Linked DNA regions of Mus musculus: region 2 is linked to region 1. A link is a loop called in an ENCODE intact Hi-C map of the cell type or tissue named here. Cell type or tissue: left cerebral cortex. All regions are shown on one strand.

The links. A loop is a pair of places that touch in the nucleus more often than their neighbours do. Peaks named below come from ENCODE experiments on the same cell type or tissue, not always from the same donor. Only the 100,000 strongest peaks of a DNase experiment are listed, where the experiment ranks them.
Region 2: it touches region 1 in a loop (2.4-fold over the local background); 3 of 42 quality-filtered maps call a loop at or near these places.

What each region holds. Positions count from the first base shown.
Region 1 is chr17:90,449,325-90,457,324 of GRCm38, forward strand. The region is part of intron 17 of Nrxn1 (neurexin I); the gene reads right to left. Among named protein-coding and RNA genes, the nearest start is that of Gm32337, 8.6 kb to the right of the region's middle. In left cerebral cortex, CTCF peaks have their summits at 3,524 (motif pointing right), 5,144 and 7,629; DNase peaks (open chromatin) are centred at 1,672, 2,278, 2,542, 3,572 and 6 more places; H3K4me3 peaks cover 5,741 bases; H3K27ac peaks cover 5,144 bases.
Region 2 is chr17:90,076,043-90,084,042 of GRCm38, forward strand. All of the region lies in intron 21 of Nrxn1 (neurexin I), which reads right to left. Among named protein-coding and RNA genes, the nearest start is that of Gm41653, 100 kb to the left of the region's middle. In left cerebral cortex, no CTCF peak of the experiment used is centred here; DNase peaks (open chromatin) are centred at 2,663, 3,153 and 4,439; H3K27ac peaks cover 1,087 bases.

The sequences.
Region 1 (8,000 bases):
TCTATACAAGAAATGATGTAATCCATTCTGAGAGATATGCCTAATCTTAGTTAAACACCTAAGCTTAAAGCTCTGATGATCAACTAAACAGGTAAAAGTGTAAATGAACTAGACCAGGTCTGCCCATGACCTCCCAAGAGCTTCAAGGAAACATATTTGACATGGAGGAAGATGCATTGAAAGACATGGATTCAACCTCCATTTTCCCTATTTGCATGACCCTGTCGATCTGGTCCACTCAAGCTACTTAGATCTCTGTTGTCACAATGTTAAGTGAGAAGTGATGTTCTCATCCGACCTTAGAGTTGAAAGAGGCTAACGTTTAAAGAAATAGTCAATTCCAGAGGTCATTCAGTTCATACCTGGCAGGCTCAGGCCTAGAACTCAGTCAGTTGATTGCCTTTATGCACAGCGACTATTTACTAGGCTCTTAATTGTGAAATAGTATAATCTTCTAGAGTTTGCATAGGATAAAGTTCGTGATCTTATTTGTTGTTCCTGGTGTTGTAATTTATTGTATTTTCATTTCATAAGTTAACAAAAAACAGCTTTGTAAATTTATACGATTCCTGTAAGTGGCAATGGCTAAATTTCCCCACGAATCTCGTTCTGAGGATTATCACCACCAGACTGAGCTGCCTATCTCACATCAGTGTTCATTTCAACCAATGAATCTTCCATCTTAAGTACGCCTATAAAACAAGTCCAGTGTGTATCTGAAAAATAAAACTTGTGTTTATGCTACAAGAAATAAAAGCATCAACTTGACAAAGGGGAATTGTGCAAAGAAATCTTCCTGGAATATTAATATTTAAGGCAATAGAAGATAGTGGTGATAAAATTCAGTTTCATACTTTTATTTGACCATTTTATGGTGTAGTCCAGATGACTACTACATATGGATAAACTTTGTAGGATTTTGTTTATCATTGTGTTTGGAGATTACCTGTTTTCTAAGAGAAATTATATTTATTTTTCTAAAGATTGATATTTTCTGAAAGTATGGACTTTTAGAGCTAAGGTATAAACATGATGATTGGACTTTAAGTGCTCTGGCTCCTCCTAGCTGGCCCCTCCCCCCCCATATATTCCCTTACACTGTAGCCCTTAATGGTACCTGGTACACAAACAAACATAGATACTTTTTCATTTATGGCATATGTACTCAGCAAATAGGTAAACAATCTAAAGCATAAATATATTACTCTTTTGGGACAAACTCAAAATTTCTCTAGGCTGTCAGGATTATTTAGAACATAAATGTTTCAAAAATGTGTTTCAACACTATTCACTGACCATCTTCTTCAGAACATATCAGTGATGTCTTTGCTTACAATGTCAACAGCCCAAGTGTGGAGTAACAAAACCTGTTCCAAACATTCAGAGTTAAATGTCTCCAGTCACCTATAGTAATCAATAACCAGAGCGATCTTCACCCAGGCAGAACATAGTGAAGATTTGCTAATCAATTCTCTTGGTTGTGATCGAAAATAAGTCAGAAAGTTTCTATCAACAAGCATGTTACAGTCCACAACAGAGTTATTGATGACACCAGTGGGGCACCAACTGAGTGTGTCTACATGCAGCACACAGAGGTGTTAAGATAGACTAGACACAAAACTGGTGGCTGGATTATTCATAATGAATTCTACTCCAAAAGACCCCATGAAGCCACATGGAGAACACTCTCTACCTCTGAGATCATACAATCACTTTGGGCTATGGGGTCACAAATCTCTGACTGTAATCTCTTTTTCACTCTGATCAGAGATTGGCTCTATTTCTTGGCCCATCTTTGACACGACATGTCTCAGTAGCCTCGCACACACACACACACACACACACACACACACACACACAAAAGATATTTAAGCTCCCTTTAGAACTTTGTCATATGCCTTGAAAGTACTTTGGAAGAATATGTTACAAATTCCAGCTATGAATTTTATCTTTATTTAATGTCATTGAGTTCCCTTAAACACAAACCTAGCTTTAAAATTCGTTCACTTCTCCCCTTGAAGAAACCATTTTGCTCTTTAATAGTATAAGCTCATCACAGTAATATAATTTCCAGAGTTCATATTTGCGGGAAGAGATGAACTGACTTTAGTTGCTAAGATCTGTGAATGTTTTCTCCTTTCTGTATCTTCTGAAAATATTGAGAGGCTTTAAGCTAATTTTCTAAAGTATGCAGAACATTGGTGCTTAGGAATGCTGGGAGCTGAGCAGGGAACCTGAGCATAGCACTGACATCATTCTCTGCTCCACACATATGGCACAGCACAAAAGCAGTACTGGCTGAGCACACGGGTCTATTCTGGACTCCAGTTGGCTTTAATTATAAGCAGCCTTGCTTCTTATCATTTACAGTTACATAGTTCTCCACTGACTTAACTAAAAAAAAAAAAATTTATACAGAAGTTGTTTCACCATCTATGTTTTTAAATTCATACAAAATTGGGGAGGGGAGAGGCAGAAACTGTCTCCAAATCTGCTTCTCATATATATGCACTTAAGAAAATCCTCACCACAATCTTTGCAATTGGGTCAGCTTACACAAAGACATGTGTGGTAGACATGAGCTCCCTCTGCACCCGCAAACCTTGTAAGTGACACCTCATAATAGTGCAAATGAAGCATAGCATGAAAAAACATGAAGAAGAATGAACCTGGATCCAGCAGTTTCTAAAACATAAGAGACTAAATTTTCTCCCTTAGAATATGCTACCCAAGCTTTCCTTTCCTTACATACACTTAACATATATGTACGTACTCCTTATTAAAAAACAAACAGTCTTATGCTTCTCGGAAACTCTAAGACAACCAAACAGGCTCATGTATTTATCCACACATGCACATTTGCAAGAGTCACAGATTTTAAATGAAGCCTCCTTTTTAACTTGCCTTCATTTCCTAGTAGGAATTCATCACACTGTCATTTACCTTTTTGCTTTGCTTTCTCTCTCATCCATTAGGCTCAGCAATTCTTTCCTTGTGAGCCCTTTGTCCTAATAATTAGCTAAATATTCATCAAGCTTATTGACCCAACAAATTCGACTTCACCTCTTTCTATTAGGTTTCTCTCAAGCTCCCACCCTACGAGCCCTGCTCTGGGGCCCTCTGCTCTCCTTGCACACCCTGGTTTCGGAGTGCACCACCCTCAGACACCGATTTTTTCAGCCTAATGTTCTTAGCTTGCTCTCTATAGAATTGTCTCTTTTCTAGAGAAGGGAGGGGAGACATGTGAAAACTTCACACCTGTATTTTATTTAGGACCTTAAATTCTGACTGGTGAGTATGTAGGAATGGAGGGAGGTTTTACAAACAAATGTGGCCACATAAATAGCATTCTCTGAAAGAAAGAAAGTTCTCTGACCCTAAAGAATAATGCCTACTGTGGCCCATTCACTGTCTCTACCTGCCCATCTTGATTTCTCCTTTTCAATGATAGATGAGCCTGATTTTTCATTCACATACAGACAATCAGTCTATTCTGGAGGGAAATAAATGTTACCAAAGACCAGCAGAGGGCATCTGCCTGGGGTAGAAGCTACATTTGTAAAGGAGTGTCAAATTGCTACAGGGGCCCTTTTTGTCCTGTCACCTCCACAAGCCCTGTCCACATTCTCAGACCTTACCACTGGGTCACTCTGCAGAGTCAGACCCACAAGAAACTTATGTGCATATGAGATAATTAGCTCATAGCGCCCCACTGCTACAATTAGCCATCCCACACCCTCACATACCCCCATCTGGTACACCACTCCCACCCACCCACGCTCTGTCTGGCCCTCCTGTGCCCTGGCTCTCCTTCCTCCCACAGGAGTGGTATAATTCTGCACAAAGGCAGAGCAGTGGTTGAGGGCTACACTCAGGTAAGGTAGCAGTATGCTCCCCAGAATCTAGGGAGTCAGAGGGAAGAGCACCTGGAACTCTATGGTTTCCCAGGGATCTGCCCTCTGATATTATAGAAAGCCCTGGTTCGGGTTTTACTAGGTGTCTCTAAAGGAATTCCTTCAAGAACCAGGTGAGGTAAACAATCAATTATTTGGAGCCAATGTAAAGTGTGTCACTATTCCACTCCCAGTGAGGGGTTGCCAGGGTGACCTGTCTCTGTTCATTAGATCATGCTGTAGCTTTTCATGCCTAGCCCACAGGAGTCCCGAGGTAGGAAGTCTATCCCAGGAGAAGGGCCCGACATCATAGTACTAACAGTTGCCCCTGGGAGGGGAAATACATGAGAGGGAGTAGAGGATCCAAGGAGCAGAGTCTCAAAGGTGAATTGACTGCAAGAAAGAAATGGAAGAACAGCCAAAGAAAGTGATCACAGCGTCCAGCCTGCTGGGTAAATGAGTAGGTCTTACACTCAGAAGAGACAAAGAAAAAAGCCTCACAGGCACTGAGAAAGGGGGGGGGGGCGGGAAACCTGGCTGATTTTGTTATTTTATTTTTGGCAATTCGGTGAATCTGATATAGCTTTCATCTAAACATAAGAGGATACTGGCTCACAAGGCATTTCTCTACACTCAGATCTTCCCTAACAAACTGGAAAATAGGTCCCTTTTCCTGAAATTTCTCTTCTTCCAGGCAGAACTCCTGGCTTAGTCCAGGAAGCCTGCACTCCATGGAAAGAATTGCACAGAGGAGGGAGCTAGACTGGCGGTGTTCAGGAGACCAATCTTCAGGGAGATGGGGGTCTGTGAAGTCTCAGACCACTCCCATTGCATCTAGAGAATAATTCGGCCGTGTGTGTGTGTGTGTGTGTGTGTGTGTGTGTGTGTGTGTGTGTGTGTGTGTGTGTGTGTGTGGTGGAGAAAGGATGGTTTCCAGGAGGAGCTCTGTGTCCAGTAGGGACTGACGAAGATCAGAGAGGGTAGGTAGCTCACTGTACTGCTGCCTTATCCAAGTAAGACACACGTGGGGTAAGAGGGAATGGCCTCCTGTTGAGTGGGTGCCTAGTCCCGGGACCTCTTTCCTGGCACTGCAGTCTGGAAGCAGCGCTTTGGAGAGATGCACAGGTTCGAATGCTCACTGCTCGGGCCAGGAAAGATGGTCTGGAGGTGGGGCAGCGCTGCACAGACAAAAGGTTCTGCAGAGCCCTCATCTCTCTCCCTCAGTTACCTCTGTGGAGCGCGGCGCCCCATCTGGCCACTGAGTGACCTTCTGGCGAGAGACACCCCCTTTCAGCGGGGCCAGGCTCCCTGCCCAGGCTGGTCCTGTATTAGATGCCCACATCTCCCGGCACCTCGGCAAGGCACGCCCCTCCCACCCCTCACCACAAACACCCGCGCTGCCTTCACCCATCCCTTTCTATTGTCTTCAAAGAGATAAGTGGCTCCCAACAAGCACACCTAAATGCACCTCCCTTTTCTCTGGCTCCCACATCTTAGAGCCTTAAGGGCCGAGACGCCGCGATCAAGTGCAGGGTTGAAGAGGGGAAGCAAGAGGATAACCCGCAAGAACTTGGCATTGCAGACCCACCGTGTCCGCCTCGCAAGGATGCTGGTGACCTGTAGATTGCAATAGGCACTGAATGATGCTTGCTGCTGCCATGGAAATGGTGGATGTGGTGCGCTCCCAAACTGGATGCCCCCCAGGCCACTCCTAGGAGGCCGCTGAGGGTGAGCGGGACTATCCAGATCAGGGCCAGGCGCCCCCCTGCGCCGCCGCCACTGCCGCCCCCGGGCGATCCCAGATCGGCGCCGCACCGAAGCATCCTCTGGTACATGGCGGGGCGCCCGCCAAGGGGCAGCCGCCGCGGGAGGCAAAGTTTGGGGCACAAGAAGAGAAGAGGAAGCCGGGGATCGGGCGGCTCGCGGTTGGCTGCTGGATTGGCCGCCTTACCGCGCCAGGGCAGCCATCCTCTCCCTCCTTCGGACAGTCTTCTCAGGGTCCTGGAGTCTGCAGTGCCCTACAACAGTACCCCAAACAATCCGAAACATAGCCGAGGTGAATGTAGCTGGCCGGAGGACTTGTCCGGAAAAGCAGACCCGAAGAACAGCAAGCGCAGAAAGGGTGGCTGCTTCCAGGTTTGCAGGGCTCCAGGTTCTCCAGAGATACTCCCCAAGAGTTTCGGGCGAGAGTGTGTGCCGGGGTTGGGGAGCCTGGAAATTGTTTAAAGCTCCTCCCGGAGGGTCTTCACTTCTACATGACAGCCATCCACCGGGAATCCACTAGGTAAATCCATTTAGCATTGTGCGCGGGGAACTGGGAGACCACTTCGCCGGTCCAGCCTCCTTTCAGGAAAGAAGCAGACCCCATGGACGCAAGGCACCCTGTCCCTCCATTCAGCCCTGGCCAGCTCTCCAGCTCCCGCCAGCCTCACCCGGGCAGCGCGCAGAGCAGCGGCGCGCATCGCCTGCTCCAGAGGCAATCTCCGAGTCCGCCGCCTCCTGACACTACGCCCGACGATGGGTTCAGAGGGAAGTGGGCACCCTCGTGAAGACAGCAGGGATCGAACTGGGGAAAGCGAGCGGAGGAAAAGCAGGGGCAGATGAAAGAGCGGAAGAGGAGAAAATTTTAAAAAAAGAAAAGAAAAAGAAAGAAAGAAAAGGAAAGAAAAATAGAAAGAAAAAATAAATAAAAGAACTGAAAAACCACACACGCTGGTGAAGCAAGGGGCTCTATGCAAATCTGCAGTCTCCAAACAGCAAATCACCGAAGCTCGGATGCAATGCAGAGGACGAGCCTATGTAAGGAGGGAGGCTGGTCTAGCTTTCCGAAAAAAACCCGCCCGCTTTGCCTCTCCCTGGCATTCTCCACACATCATAGAGGCACGTGGACGCGATGCGGGAAACACCTAAAAGGCAACGCTCCCTTCTCAGCCAGGTGATCCTTCCCTCTGAATCACTTGGGCAAAAAGCACTGTCCCCTACCCCTCTGCATAAAAGTAACCAGTGTCTTTAGAGCTCTTAAAAGGGAAGGAATTCTGCTTTTTTTTATTGGGCCAAACTTGTTCTACCGGGTGTTCAAAACCAAACTGCTAAAAAAGGCTTGACACCGTCCACTCAGCGTCAGTTCCGTTGATCTGCTTACTGCTCACATTATTTATAACAAAGAGCCCTCCTTCCCATTACAACACTGTGACTCCTAGGAACCAGTGTAAGTCAGGGGAACTGAAAGTCTAGGAAGGCAACAGGATGAGCAGCCAAGGAAGAGGTAGAAGAGGGAAGCAGGGAACAAAAGAGGGTGAGAAGAGAAAGAGAAGTGATGTGAATTAACTGTCTTTCAGTAAATAAATTGGGATATCAAAGAATTCTTGAGATATGGACTTGTCCCTCTGTGATCTCTCCTCTTCTAATGACGGGTTCTCACCCAATTTCATAAGGGAAATAGAATCAGGGCCAAACATTCTAAGACCTACTGTCCCCAACAACAACAACAACAACAACAACAATGACGAGGACGATGACATTTCCATGAAACTGAACATCTTTCTGGAAAGCTTTGTGTCCCCAGTGGGGGGGGGGGGTGAGGGACAGGGGAAAAAAGCCTGCCTATCATTCTAGATCATACACTGTTCATGTAACCAGACAGGTGGCCACCTTCGGATTAAGATCGGGGGCTATACCTGAAATATTGCCCAGTATTTCAACGAATGACGGGGGCAGCAGTGCGCCCCCTAGAGTGAGAGTCTTGCAGTTATTTCTGTTGCAGTAGAAATCCACATACCTCTGAAATCATAGCCTGTCATACACTTTTCACTCTATGTATAATATGCAGCAAAAATATGAGAGCCTGTGTTTTATTAAAATATTGTTAATTAATGCTATATTAAGACAGGATATCATATAGTGTTGGCTGGGCTTGAACCCCAAATTCTCCTACCCATTTTTCATAAGCACTGGGATTATAGGAATGAGTTAGCATACTTGATGTGAACTCTCATACCCAACTTTCTCCTTGAAAGTTATTCTGAGAGGATTTGATTCAAATCAGCTCCTTATTCACGTGGCCATTTGAATTTGTATATTGGATGCTAGCTTACAAACAGGTAAGTT
Region 2 (8,000 bases), 370 kb before region 1:
GTTGTCCTCATTGAACTGGAACGAATCTCTCTCTATACTGATGCCCTATACAGAGAAGTAGGTGACTCCTCAGGATTCTAAAATGCAGCAAAGAAGGGCAAGGCAAAGGAGCCTCGGGTGAATGCTATAGTAAAATACTGATGTTGACGTTTGTTCTGAGAAGCTATACATATTGATAATTGCATGCATATATAATATGCACATAGAAACAAGTTAATTCTGTCAGAGTCTGAACAAGCTCTCTAATGAACAGCAGTAGTAATCCGCTTTGATACTGGACTACAGATGTGCACAATGTTAATTCACAAAACAGGCGGAGTTGGTTCAGTAAACTAAACTGTCCCAGTCAGGATTGAGTCTTCTGGTACCAGTATAGGTCTGAAATTTCAGTCTAGACAAATAAAGTCTAGAGTCTTTCCTCATCTGTAGATAGATATATTCCACCAAATAAAACTGCCCAACACACGGACAGTGTCTTCAGCAGTCATCTTCTTGTGATTTCTTTTACAACTTTCTGTTAATCTGTAATTATCTCATGAAGAAATAATCTTCTTTACCGTGGAGTGACTTGGTAACAGTGAGGGTTGAGATGACACAGAGAGACTAAAGCTAAAGGAGTGAATTCATTGAGTCTAAACCACATGCTATTTGAAGTAATCATTGGTTTATTGTCCTTATAGTTTTGAGTATTTGACCCTGACTTGAGGTATAGATATTGTCACAGGACATATTATTGCTAATGGTACCATTTTAAAGCCCTGTTTCCCTAATGTATCCACTATATAAATAAGATTAAGGCATAAAAGACAGGAGAAAAAAATTAACAACAAAATTGTATACTTGATTTGAAAGAAAAATTGGAATATAGCAAATGAAATAAAACTGAAAAAAAGGAACAAAAACCATTACAGAAAAAAACCATTACAGAAAAAAACCATTACAGAACTGTCAAAATTAACTTCCCAGGCTTTATTTCTGACTTCTAGCCTCTGGCTTTTGTTATATCATGTAATTTGACTCTGTAATCTTAACATTCCTTAGAATCTGACTCAGCTAATAATTATGATGTTATCAATATGTTTTCTTTCAATGTCACAGAATTCAGTGGAGTCTTCTGACCTCCATCGTTAAGTCTAAAATAAGAGCTGGTGAGTTAGCAACTTTGTAACTAGTTCATAATTTGATTCCTTAATGGCAGGGATGGGACAGAAAAAAAAAGAGATGTCACTAGCTGACATCTGAAAAAAGCAAGACCAAGCAAGCAGAGATGATAAGCCTTAATTGCAGAAGGTTGGGGACTTGTAGGGGGAAGGGAGTGTCTGTGTGTTGGGAAGTATCTGTGTGTTGTTTGGATGGCAGCAGGGTATCCTGGTCTACCTTATCAGTGAGCCGATATTAGAACGTTTTCAGAATTAGGGGAGTAGAATTAGTATTTCACCCAATGAGATGCGAGCTAAATTTTGACTTTAAGTTCTAGAACAGTGTATAAGAGAAAATCAGTACTGTAATATGTACAAGGAAAACAATGCAGGTCAAGCTAGCTCTGGAACTACTTAACTAACATGAATCTTCAAAATTTAGTTTTGATACTAACAAAGACTTTACCTCAGTTAAACACCACAGCTTAGTAAAAGAGAAAACTGTTTGGCCCAGGATTTCTGCTTTCTTATACAGCTTCCCGCAAATAAGGCACTAGAGGCAGTGCATAATTCGCTTCACTGTAGCTAAGAATGGTGCATCTTACAATGAAATATTCTCAGCCTACCATCCCTTTTCTAGAGCTAATGCCATCAATTACAGCAGAATAAAAGTGGTGGGAGGAATTATTCCTAATAGAAGCAAAAAATGTATCATATGTAATTGGTCAAGAGTCAAAAATTGGTGACATGACTCAGATGTTTTGAAATGGATTTGGTCACACTCATTATTCACTGTGACCCCAGTAAAAAGAGCTGGATAGCAGGATTTGGTCCCCACATCTCCTAATGTCCCTCTCTCCTCAGTGAGGAACAACCAGACTTCTTATATTTTAAACTGAAATATTTCAAGTTAACTGGTTTGGAAGTCAAATCTATCATTATAAGATTAGCTTAAAAGCTAAAACGCTACTGTATGTATCAATTTATATGTCAAATTGCTACTTCCCTGAATTATCCATTGAATCTCCATAGGGAGTAAATAGTTTCAGTTTAGTTTTGGACAACAAATTAAAAAAAAAAAAAAAAAAAAAAAACGGCCTGAAAGATATAATTACTACATCTTCTATATCTTAACAAGTTTATAATTATTAATGTCAAAGTCTCCAATTTATGCCTATGCATCTGAGAAAATACAAAACAAAAAACAAACAACACTGACAACAACAAAAACTACAATTACTTTCCTGCTAAGGAAGTCTAGTGGCCATAGACACGTTGCAAACTGTGTCAGTTCTCATGTACAAACTGGGAACATCCATAAAAATATTTTCCTTGCAAACCTGACCCTTTGTTATCAGTACAGACCCACTTTCTGTCATGAGCATTTATAGAAAAATGCTTACAAGGTCTTGTTCCCTGAGTACCTCATTCGGCGCTTTTAAAGTCTGTCTCCCATAAATCTCTCTCAGCAGCAGGACAGCTCCTCACACTGTGCTATCTCTCCTGTGGCCATTTTCCACCTCCTTTCATTAGAAGCCACTATGAGCCTCACTGTTCAGAGAACCATGTGCAGTTTCCCTGGGAATGAAGTACTTTAGTGCGTATGGCACAGTTATAAAACATTTATGGACACAAGAGCAAAACCTCCAAGGAGCAGGTCCAGCCTCACCTGGGTGCCTATTTAGTATATTCAGCCTCTGCTTTTATACCACAAGCTCTTATTAGGGGCATCAGAAAAAGAAATCAGAGTTCTTGATACAAGGGAGTAAATATTTTCACTTATAATGAATAATTTAGCTATTTTGGCTTCTGAAAAACAGATTTGAAATAACTTCATGACTTCATATCAAAGTAAAAGTTCAGGGAGACAAAGGGCACAGGCAGCGCAGAAACATATTCCTTTGTTTCCATAAAAAAAACCTGCTTTTCTGGACACATACTGCATGTTCCCCGCCTTGGCTGAGTCGTTGCTTCCTGTGTTGCTTCTTCCTTTGTGTGTTTCTAGGATTCCACATCAACAGTTCTCTGAAACCTAGTAGCTCACAGGCAGAACGCTAATGGGCCCGTGTCACCTCATTGTGAACATGGAAAAACCAGCCGTGCCTCTAATTCAGGCCATGGCTGAATGAATTGAAACAAAACCAACAAAAACCCAGTCAGAAAAATACAGCATGCAAATCTAGGTAAGGTGGTTTAAGAACATGAAAATCAACCCAGGCTACCCAGACCATTTAAGAATGGGGGGGTGGTGGTGGTATGGGGGACTTTGGGGATAACATTGGAAGTGTAAATGAGGAAAATACCTACTAATAACATTTTAAAAAAAGAATGCCTTTCTTAAAAGACATTCACATTTACCCACGCTCTAAAAGCATAATGTTTTAAAGATTAAAGCTATTTATATTTCCCTTTACAAAGGAGGAAACCCAGCACCCAAAACTGTGGCAGGTGATCTTTAGTTGCTGAAGAACCTTACTGGTGTACTCTAGTGCATAAACCAATATTAAAAACTGTTTAAAATTTGGGTACTCTGCCACAGATAACCAATCCCCACTGGGAACTGGGGGATTTCAGGTGAATCTGAAGTGACTGTAAGGGAAGATTTGAGACTGAGAGCAGAGAGCTGAGAGTGACTTAGATGAACCTTTGTTAGGATAACAAAGAGAGAAAAAGATGCCAAGATCAAATCAAGAATAAAAATCAACTTTTAGAACAGAAGAACGGTCTGCTTCCCGGCTAATTACACTTACTCCTGGAACTTTGCATTCCATGTTACCTAATGGAATTCTGAGTAGCATTAAGAGGCAGTTTCTATCAATTAATGTTGGAAATCATATTACTGTCACCCTGAAATCTCCCAGAGTAGTCTCATGACATTTAGGAAAAAGTAGAACAAAGGAATTGTTTCAAAAAAAAAAAAACCAACCAAACAAACAAACAAACAAACAAACCCAACCATCTTTTACTATAAAGCAGTACTGGCAAGTGTGGGGTGGTTATATTGGATGTTTACACTTGTGAAAGAGGAAAGGAGGGAGAATTGTATTTAAAGAATTTAGGATGCTTTTTATAATCTAAAGCTGGTCTAGTTACCATATGTGTCTTTATATTAAAGCGGTAAAGGACATACATTTATCTAATTAAGACTAGATATTACATGCAATTTGGTGAACAGTGGCGGTTTTAATTACTTTATTTACTTATTATTTAGAGACAGAGTCTCTCTGTATAGCCCTACTTGAACTGGAACTTTCTCTATAGCCCACGCTAGCCTCACACTTAGAGATCCATCTGCCTCCTGAGTGTGGGGATTAAAGGCATGTGCCACAATGCTCATCTGTTGTGGTATTTTGTACGAGTTATTATTTTTTAAGGCTCAGATACATTCAAAAGGGCAAGGAAATGGAACAGCTGCAGCCATTAAAATATAAATCCATGATTTTATATTTATATGCATAAAACAGATTATTCTTGTTTGAATGGCATATTTTCAAAATATCTTTGCATTTTAGAGTCCTATGTCAATCAAGTGCCTAGTTTTCTCAGTCTCATCACTCTAAATATCCATATATTCACTCATATCTCTTTCCACAAAGTGCAAGACTAGATACCATGTTCCTGAACTTGTTAGGTAGAGGCAGATAAGCTCAAGCCAATATTTATTTTGTTACTGAACCCAGGGGACTTGTATATAAAGTAAATTAGTCAGTTTATGAAAACTTGACAAGAGCTACTATCATCTGTGAAAGGAGTGCTCGATTGAGAAAAACCCTTTCATCAAACTCGTCCTGTGGGAGGGAGGCCTCTGACACTGTGGGCAGGTGGTCTTGAATTATAGAAGGAGGCAGTTAAAGTAAGCTATAGGACAAGCCAGTGAACTGCACTCTTCCATATCTGCGATTTGGTACCTGCTTCCAGGTTCCTACCCTGCTTGAGTTCCTGTCTGGGCTTCCCTCAGGGATGGACTGTGATTGCATAAGCTAAATAAGGCCTGCCTCCCAAAGTTGTATGTGGTTGTTCTTTTTATCAGCAGTAGAAAGTAACTAGCAAAAATTGGGATCACTATCATACTCAGTATGCATAAGTGAGAAAGTCGGGGATCTAGGCAAACTTTACTGCCATGGATGTCTTTAAACAACACCTCAAGCTTATTTATCTCTAATTTGTAATTTTGTAATACCGTTGAGTTTAGTATTGTATACCACAATAAAGTTGAAATGAATTGTGCAATGTAATGCCTCACAATCGTTTTCTGTTTCTAAACAGAAATAGTCATTGAGGAAATAATAATAACATTAACAATTCCATAACATGAGTAAGCCGTTTGTGCTACTCTTCTTACTTTTCAAAATTTTCCCCTCATGCCTAGAGACCTGCGTTCTTCCCATGTTTATTATATTCATTTTACCTTCCTCTGATGAAACCTAAACTGAGACCAAAACACAATCACCCACACTGAAAACATGATGGACTACTTACCTGCGTACTTTGTTTATCTTCTGGCTCAAAATATTTATACTTGGACCTAATCTGACTATTTTAAAAAATGACTATTTCCAGTGATAATTCCTCCTCCTTCTCCTTTCCTTTCTGATGCTGCTTCTGAGCATTGATCCCAGGGCCTTGGTTATTATAGACAGGTGCCCTGAAACACCTGTTTATTAATCTTTTATTTCTTAAGTTTTCACACTACTTTAGAGGCTGGGATGGTACGAATGCACAGATAGCAAACTGATTTTATCTGATCTTGCATTGTTTTTCATTTTTTCGAATAACATCTCCTTGTTTCTCTTTAGCCTGTACTGAACTCTTTATATAAGCAAAGGCACTGACAGGCAACCAGAAGACATGTGCCCATTAGGTGATAACTCAAAAGAAGGCAGTCCAACCTTTAGTACTCTTCTGGTGTGTGAGTATGTATCCTGACTGATAAGTGAACTTGTAAGATACAATGTACCTTACTTTCTGGACAGTCACTGATGATATTCAGCAGGGTTTGGTAGAGGTTACTCAACCAATAGGCATGTTTACATATCATAACTAGCAGATGTATAAAATCCACCTTAGCAATTGCTGATGTATTCTAGCTATAATTTCATAATAAAGATAAGGCAGTTCCTAGGCCTATATAGTTATTCCCTGACCAAGCTTCTGATTTGTTACATATATCCTTAGCCACTAGCTTTTTTAGTGGCGACACATTTAGCAATGCTTTACATAGACACATAACTCATAAAACTACATGGAACGCTGAAGATAAGTGTGTTATCACCACAAACCTAGTGGAAAAGCCATCCAGTCAAATGTTGTGTTACTGGAGGAAACTCTGTAAGTGGAAACACCACCATGTAGGGTGAATGTAAAAGCACATGTTCTTGCGTATATAGCTAGCTCACACATGGAAGAGCGAGGATGGTGTTTTGAAGCAATTATTATGCAATTGTAAGTACAAATTAAAAAATAGATTTTCTAGCAAAACCTTGAGCTGAGAATAAATGAGTTTTACTGAGTAATAAAAGGTGCTTTGCTTTAAAAGAATACACACTTTATCATATATGTGTGATCTATACTATATTCTATATTCTATACTTACATGTACATCTATATTCTATACACACATCTATATTCTATACTTACATTTACTATATACTTTTCATAATTCTTCCAGTGTTTGACTACAAGACTGGCTGCTTTTTCTCCCAGTGCTAGGAATCAAACTGAAGCTTTTATGCATGTGCGGCAAATGATGTACCACTAATCTATACTTGTAGTCTTGGATATTTGTCTTTGGCTGCATGGAAAAAGGATTTGCAGGGATTGATGAAATTAACTAAGCCATGGTGCTTCCCCAATATAATGTCTTTGAAAGAGCAATAATAGCAGAGAGAAGGGACTGAGATATTATGACTGATTCCTTTGGGAAGCTGAACTCTTCTGCTTTGCTTAAAATATTATTCAATACTCCCACCATTGTTATGCTTTTTTATAATTTAAACTAAGGATATTTGAAGTAATGAAGTATTTGTGAAAAACTACATTATGGTTTTGGAGAAACAGAAAGAAAATATTGGAAGCTTTTTGCTATTAAAATTTCTGCTTTATCTGAAGATCAAAAAAGATGTTGGAAGCTGGGCGGTGGTGCCGCATGCCTTTAATCCCAGCACTTGGGAGGCAGAGGCAGGTAAATTTCTGAGTTGGAGGGCAGCCTGGTCTACAAAGTGAGTTCCAGGACAGCCAGGACTGCACAGAGAAACCCTGTCTCAAAACCCTCCCCTGCAAAAAACAAAGATGTTGGAAAAAAAAAAAACATTGAATTTTAGGATAGAGTTCTAGAAGAGTTATTCCTGTTTATCCATGTCACTCCAGATGAAACAGAATAGTGGATAAGCACGTGGAAATGTACAGTAATAATCACATAATTACATCACAGAGGTAGGAATATGTCATAGAGTGTGGTAGGAATATGTCATAGAGTGTGGTAGGAATATGTCACAGAGTGTGGTAGGGAACATGTCATAGAGTATGGTAGGGAACATGTCATAGAGTGTGGTAGGAATATGTCATAGAGTGTGGTAGGAATATGTCATAGAGTGTGGTAGGAATATGTCATAGAGTGTGGTAGGAATATGTCATAGAGTGTGGTAGGAATATCTCATAGAGTGTGGTAGGAATATGTCATAGAGTGTGGTAGGAACATGTCATAGAATCCCTTCTCTGCACACTTGTTTGGACTCATCCTGCACTTAACCAGCTAAAGAAGCTCGAGACATCCATGGAATTATTAACTGTTTGTCATTTTCTCCATTTCTTTTAAATAGCAGGAGTTGTTAGCCTGCTGCAGGGGAGGCTTACTGAGGAGAG